Regions from separate parts of the Homo sapiens genome. Here region 2 is linked to region 1. Evidence: read pairs that join two places in POLR2A ChIA-PET (ENCODE). Cell type or tissue: A673. All regions are shown on one strand. Each heading gives the region's core, and the rest is flanking DNA. Links, peaks and the distances in the headings are about the cores only. Region 1 overlaps ATP1A1 (ATPase Na+/K+ transporting subunit alpha 1). Region 2 has its middle 54 kb from the start of PTGFRN.

Region 1 (2,914 bases), core at 200-2,699:
CACACTAATTCACAGGCTGACATGCTTGGGGCTGTCAAGTCATCCACTGGGGAAGGACAAAGCGTCTGGTACCTGAGGGACCATGTTTTTGAAGGATTCCATGATCTTTGAACTTTTAGCTTCTTGATAGTAGGAGAAGCAACCAGTTATGATTACAACGGCTGATAGCACCACACCCAGGTACAGCTGGAAGGGAAAAGACAAGTTAGGGCCCGTGGCTCTACACAATAATTAGGGACATTCAATTAATTTTTTGACTGAATAAAAAACAGATTTTTAATAGAGAAACCAAGATTTCAGAAATATAGAACTCATGTTTTCTTATTTATCCTTCTAAAGACCACACAGGAAGGGTCAGAAATGGAGTCAGGCACACCAACACTTGATCACTAACTGGACGTTTGGAAAGGTTCTAGATGCATCAGTTTCTCCTGCTTTATAAAACAAAGATTGTTTTTCAACCAACTTGTGGATTTTGAAGAATGGCCACCAAGCATTTCTGGACAGGTGGATGTGCCAACATGAATCGCTGTGCTCTGCCATCCAGTGGGTGGCGGCCGGGGCCTGAGCAGAGCTGCCTGCTCACAGCAGCACATGCAGGTGGGCATCCCACTTGTAAGAGCATCTACAACGTGGGTGGTAGAGAGAGGAAATGGAAACGAAGGAAGAATGGATGAGCCTTGAAGGCAACAGCTGTTCATAACCATTAAGTAATGAGTTCATAACCATTAAGTAATGAGTGGTAATTGAGAAGAAGTGGGAGACAAAGACGGAGAAGATATCTGATGTGTACTACAAATCCATATGCTGAATTACAGAACTCACATTATCGTTTTGAGGTTCCTCTTCTGTAGCAGCTTGGATGCTATAAGCCAAGAAACAAAGAATCGCTCCAATCCACAGTAACATTGAGAACCCCCCAAAGAGCTGCCGACAAAACTTGATCCATTCAGGAGTAGTGGGAGGGGGAGTGAGGGCGTTGGGACCATCTCGCGCCAGGATCTCAGCTGCACGAGCAGATGTTAATCCCTGAGAAGCAGTGGAATATAAATAAGGCAAACTGTACCAGCACTTACAAGGCAATATACCTACCTGGTAGCTGGACGGTTGCAATAAGGATTTAAGGAAGAAACAAAATGTCCCAAGCTAGAGAGCCAAGGTAAAACCTAGCAAATTCCTCCATGAATAATTCTGCTGATGAGCCAGTCCCCACAGGGTTCAGGCAAACAATAGGCCCAAGGAACTCATAACACCCAGATTAAAACTCTTTAAATTGATCCATCAATAAATTTGAATTCAGCCTGGTTTCTTCTAAGTTTTAGATCAAGGGATTAATGCCAAATTGCATTTCTGCCAAAAAGGTATCTATTTTCACAAATCCATTCAGTTTTGCAAATTAAGAGCTTTGGGTTTTCTGTGTATTGATTTTGTCGGGAGGGGAAAAAAAACCCCTCTACAAACATCAAAGGAGAAAAAAACTTCCTGTAGAAATCCTTTGGGTTAACAGCCAAGTTTTAAATATACAGCTTGATTCTTTGCTTGTCTGGCAGGGAAGGGCTCACCTCCATGTGCATTTTAGCCACCTCCCAATAAACCTGTTGACTGAAAAGTACTCACTGGAAAAAACCACTCTACTAAAGCCTGCTATTTTTCTAATGGGCCTTAAACCCAAGATTCACTGACAGCAGGCAATTACATATAAGCTCTCATTAAGAGAGGAAAATATGATCACTTTTATACTCTCAAAATAACAAGTCAAAAAAAAAATAAAATATTTTTGTCTAAAGTATCTATTTATCTGTGTTTTGTGCTCATGTTACCAAACATTTGAGTGCTATCTACATGCCAGGAACTGAATTCAGTGCTTTAATTAACTTGTTTAATTCTCATGACAATCCTTTTTTAGGCATTATTAACCTCATTTTATAAGTAAAGAAATAGACCCGCAGCATTTGAGTAATGGGCATAGGTCGGAGAGAGCACACTTCATTAAGACTCTAATAAAAACTTAAGTGAGATGTGAAGTGGCTAGAGACTGCCTGGCACAAAGTAAGCACAGAGTCACTGTTGGCATGTTGTTCTGAGCTGACTCGAGGCCTCCTCTTGGAGCTTAAAGTGCTTGTGTCAAGAAAAACGCTCTCAACCTTGTTCTTCTCTCCTTTTTTTTTTTTTTTTTTTTTTTTTTTTTTTGAGATGGAGTTTCACTCTTGTTGTCCAGGCTGGAGTGCAATGGCACAACCTTGGCTCACTGCAACCTCCACCTCCCAGGTTTAAGCAGTTCTCCTGCCTCAGCCTCCCGAGTAGCTGGGATTACAGGCATGCACCACCATGCCAGGCTAATTTTGTATTTTTAGTAGAGACGGGGTTTCTCCATGTTGGTCAGGCTGGTGTCGAACTCCTGACCTCAGGTGATCCACCAGTCTCAGCCTCCCAAAGTGCTGAGATTACAGGCATGAGCCACCGCACCCGGCCTCTTCTCTACTCTTACACCCCAACAATCAACACAGAAGATGACTTCTGTGAGCAAAGGTGTGGCGGTTTCTCCCCACCACCAAGGTTTCCTCCAATTCAATTCCAACACTATCTACCTGGAAAATCAGAAAAGTGGAACAAGATTAGAGTCCTGCCTTGCGACAGGTGAAAAGGAGGGCAGGAGAGAGATCCTGTTTCTTGAAGCCTGCCACTGAGGTCTAACACACCCAACATTATAACAAACGACTGTAATAAGGGCTATGGGAGTTATGAACCAGGAACTGTGGACAAAAACCAATATATATCAGAATACCACAGTACCCATGTCTCTTGATGCCTTACTGAAAAAATGCTACATATTGGCTTGCTATTCAAGTTATTCCCAGACATTTCAGTGATTATCTGGAAATAAGACATCCCTAGACTATTTACTTTTATAACA
Region 2 (2,914 bases), core at 114-2,613, 470 kb before region 1:
GATACTCTTATCCACACTCTACCTATGAGAACACTTAGGCCCAAAGACATTAAATAATAACTTAGTAAGAAAAAGGAGCTGGCTTACAAATGCTGATAATATGACTTAAGGACCTGCTAGCGTCACCAGGAGACTGTGCTGTCCCTGGAATATAAATCTGCTCCTAACAGGACTAGCCTGTGTGCATCGGGAGAATGTCTCAGATAAGACCCAAAAGGACAATGTCTAAGTAACTATAATTGGCATTAATCAGCTAATGGAACACATGCCCAGGCAGCTATGGGCACTCGTCTTCTGGTGACATTTATGTCTTCAAATGTAGTTTTCTTTTTCTCCTGCACATACTTAGATTGCCTATGATGATGTAAACTGGGAGGAATGATTGGAAGCAGTGGAGACAGTGGGAGAAGTCAGACCAGGTTCAGATAATAAGGAGTGCATTAGTCTGTACAGGGTTTTAAAATAATAATAAAACTGGCCAGGTGTGGTGGCTCATGCCTGTAATCCCAGCACTTTGGGAGGCCAAGGTGGGCAGATCCCCTGAGGTCAGGAGTTTAAGACCAGCCTGCCCAACATGGTGAAACCCTGTCTCTACAAAAAAAAAAAAAAAAAAAAAAATTATCCGGGCATGATGGGGGGTGCCTGTAATCCCAGCTACTGAGGAGGCCGAGGCGGGAGAATTGCTTGAACCTGGGAGGTGGAGGTTGCAGTGAGCCGCGATCGCGCCATTGTACTTCAGCGTGGGCGACAGAGCGAGACTCTGTCTCAAAATAAATAAATAAAATAATAATAATAATAAAACCAACTAAATGCCATCTGGTTTGTATAATCACATGAGCCGTGGCAATTCCGAACAATGTAAGTGACAAAATGCTCCTCCCAGCCAAGGGCTAACTCTTCTACCCTTGGAATGCTGCTTGTTGAAAGAGAACCATCTTAGTAGATTCTGAGCTTTTTTCAGCTTTGAATTCCCAGAATGTGCTATGTGTCGGATATAATAGATGCTCAAGAAACATTAAGTTGAAAATAACAAAATTGAGCTCAGATATATCCTCAGCCCTTTAAAATCTGGGCTGGAGATCCCCAAAAGTCTTTGTCATCTCTCACAAAGTCTGGTGTCATCTCTCACAAGAAAACTTGCAGCCACACAGGCCCCCTCTGTTAAAACACAGGAAAACTGAGGTAGCTGCCCAAGAAATGTAGGCAAAGTTGGAGCTTTGCTGGAATGCTACAGACTTGATTTTTCACTCTGCACTTGCAGTGGTTACCAGGCATGCCACCAAGTGATTTTATTTACACATTTTATTTCCTTTTTTGGAAAACCATTACAAATCCCCTCAGAATTCAGAATATTAAAGCATCTATTAGTTCTAGTTGGGCTTGGGAAGCTGAGTGCTTAGAAAATACTCCTCCTACTGCACAGGCACCCTCCACACTCTCAAATTACCCAAACCAGCTCATAATTGGGACCAGCTGGCAGGAGGAGAGAGGGAGGCCCCTGCGCTGAGCTTGGAATCATGTTACAAATTTCATCCCTAGAAAGAGGCTAGCCTTCACCCATTAAGGGTTAAGATGTGGGAAGTCAAAGGAATAGTGCTTAGGAGCTGGAATTTAAATTGGCTAAATAGAACCTGAAAATGAAGTGTTCACATTAGCAATGGTAGCTCCTTGCTTTGTCTAGAACGAAGTATGTATGGAATAACTGAGTGGACTGCACAGGGCTACAGCATCAGCCGGATTTTGCTTTATTGTTTGTCTTTCCAAAACTGGCATAACTGACCTGCATCCCACTCAATATCTTTCCTTTCCCCAAAATTATTCCACTTAGTTTGGGAGCACAGACTTCCCTATCTGTGCACCAGGAAAGGGCAGGTTTAAAATGAGTAGTGTCTGTGACACCTGGTGCTCTCTCATTGCCAGTATTTCTCGAGATCCACTTTCTCCTGCATTCATGCTAGATCTTCTAGGCACTGAAGCTTGTGCCCCCGCCCTGCTTTGGTCTGAGCCAGAACAACAGCTCTGCTCTTGGAGAGCAACTCATGAGGCCAGCCCTCCCAGCCTTGGCCGTGGGCTTCCCAGCCTGGATAGGGAATCTGGAGGAAATGAAACAAGCCCTCAGAGCCAGTGAACCATTATTCAGGAGAGCCTGGGCGCAGTGGTAGCTGTTAGTGGCTGGTGACCGTGGTGCTGGTGGCACTGTCCCAGACATGTGGTTTTCAGTGGTGTGACCTTGGCTGTCTTTTCTGGTGCCAACACCCTTGGTTTTTGCCTGTTTACTGAGCCAGATTCTCCAGGCTTCCTGTGGATTCTGTGAACTACTTGATTGCTCTGCAATAAATATTTTCTGCTTAACAGAGTCGATTTCTGGTGTCAGAAACCAAGAACTCTGACTGGTACAGCATCTGTCCCTGCAAGATTCAGGAAACCAAGTCCAGTGCTCAAGAGGGAGAAGAGATTAAAGAAAACAGAAGTAGAATATAGAAAGGAAATAAAAAAGCAGAAAAAGGGTGCAGCATTGTGGAAGCGTGGGGAGAAGGAAGGAGTGTGGGGGAAGAAAGTAGAGGAATTGGCAGGTGAGACAGAGCAGCCTGGAAGGGGTCATTCACCTTGTTAATGCTTGTAATAGGAGCCCTGAAGAAAACTGCCAAAGTGGCCTCCCTGAGGTATTTCTGCATTTCTGTTTCTGGTGGACAACGTGGTTTAAATGATTTTATGTGGCTGTTTCAGGAACAACAGATCCTTGATTTGGGCTTGCTTTTGGAAATAAATGAAGGTGTTAGCTTTTACTTTTTGCATTTATCAAATGTGCTGCGTGCTTGGAAGCGCACAGATATACGGACATGCATATGCATAGTGTGATATGATAAATCTATGCACGAGAAATGTGGGTCTTGGGCTAGTTATGTAGGTGGGG

The links. Peaks named below come from ENCODE experiments on the same cell type or tissue, not always from the same donor. Only the 100,000 strongest peaks of a DNase experiment are listed, where the experiment ranks them.
Region 2: POLR2A ChIA-PET joins it to region 1 with 30 read pairs; 2 of 35 experiments call an interaction of 5 or more read pairs at or near these places.

Annotation. Positions count from the first base shown.
Region 1 is chr1:116,385,403-116,388,316 of GRCh38, reverse strand. ATP1A1 (ATPase Na+/K+ transporting subunit alpha 1) reads right to left here. Exons shown (of 23, transcript NM_000701.8): 4 at 826-1,029; 5 at 73-186. Among named protein-coding and RNA genes, the nearest start is that of ATP1A1, 14 kb to the right of the region's middle. In A673, for the core only: no CTCF peak of the experiment used is centred there; no DNase peak of the experiment used is centred there; H3K27ac peaks cover 2,204 bases.
Region 2 is chr1:116,854,618-116,857,531 of GRCh38, reverse strand. No RefSeq gene overlaps it. Among named protein-coding and RNA genes, the nearest start is that of PTGFRN, 54 kb to the left of the region's middle. In A673, for the core only: no CTCF peak of the experiment used is centred there; a DNase peak (open chromatin) is centred at 1,461; H3K27ac peaks cover 1,485 bases.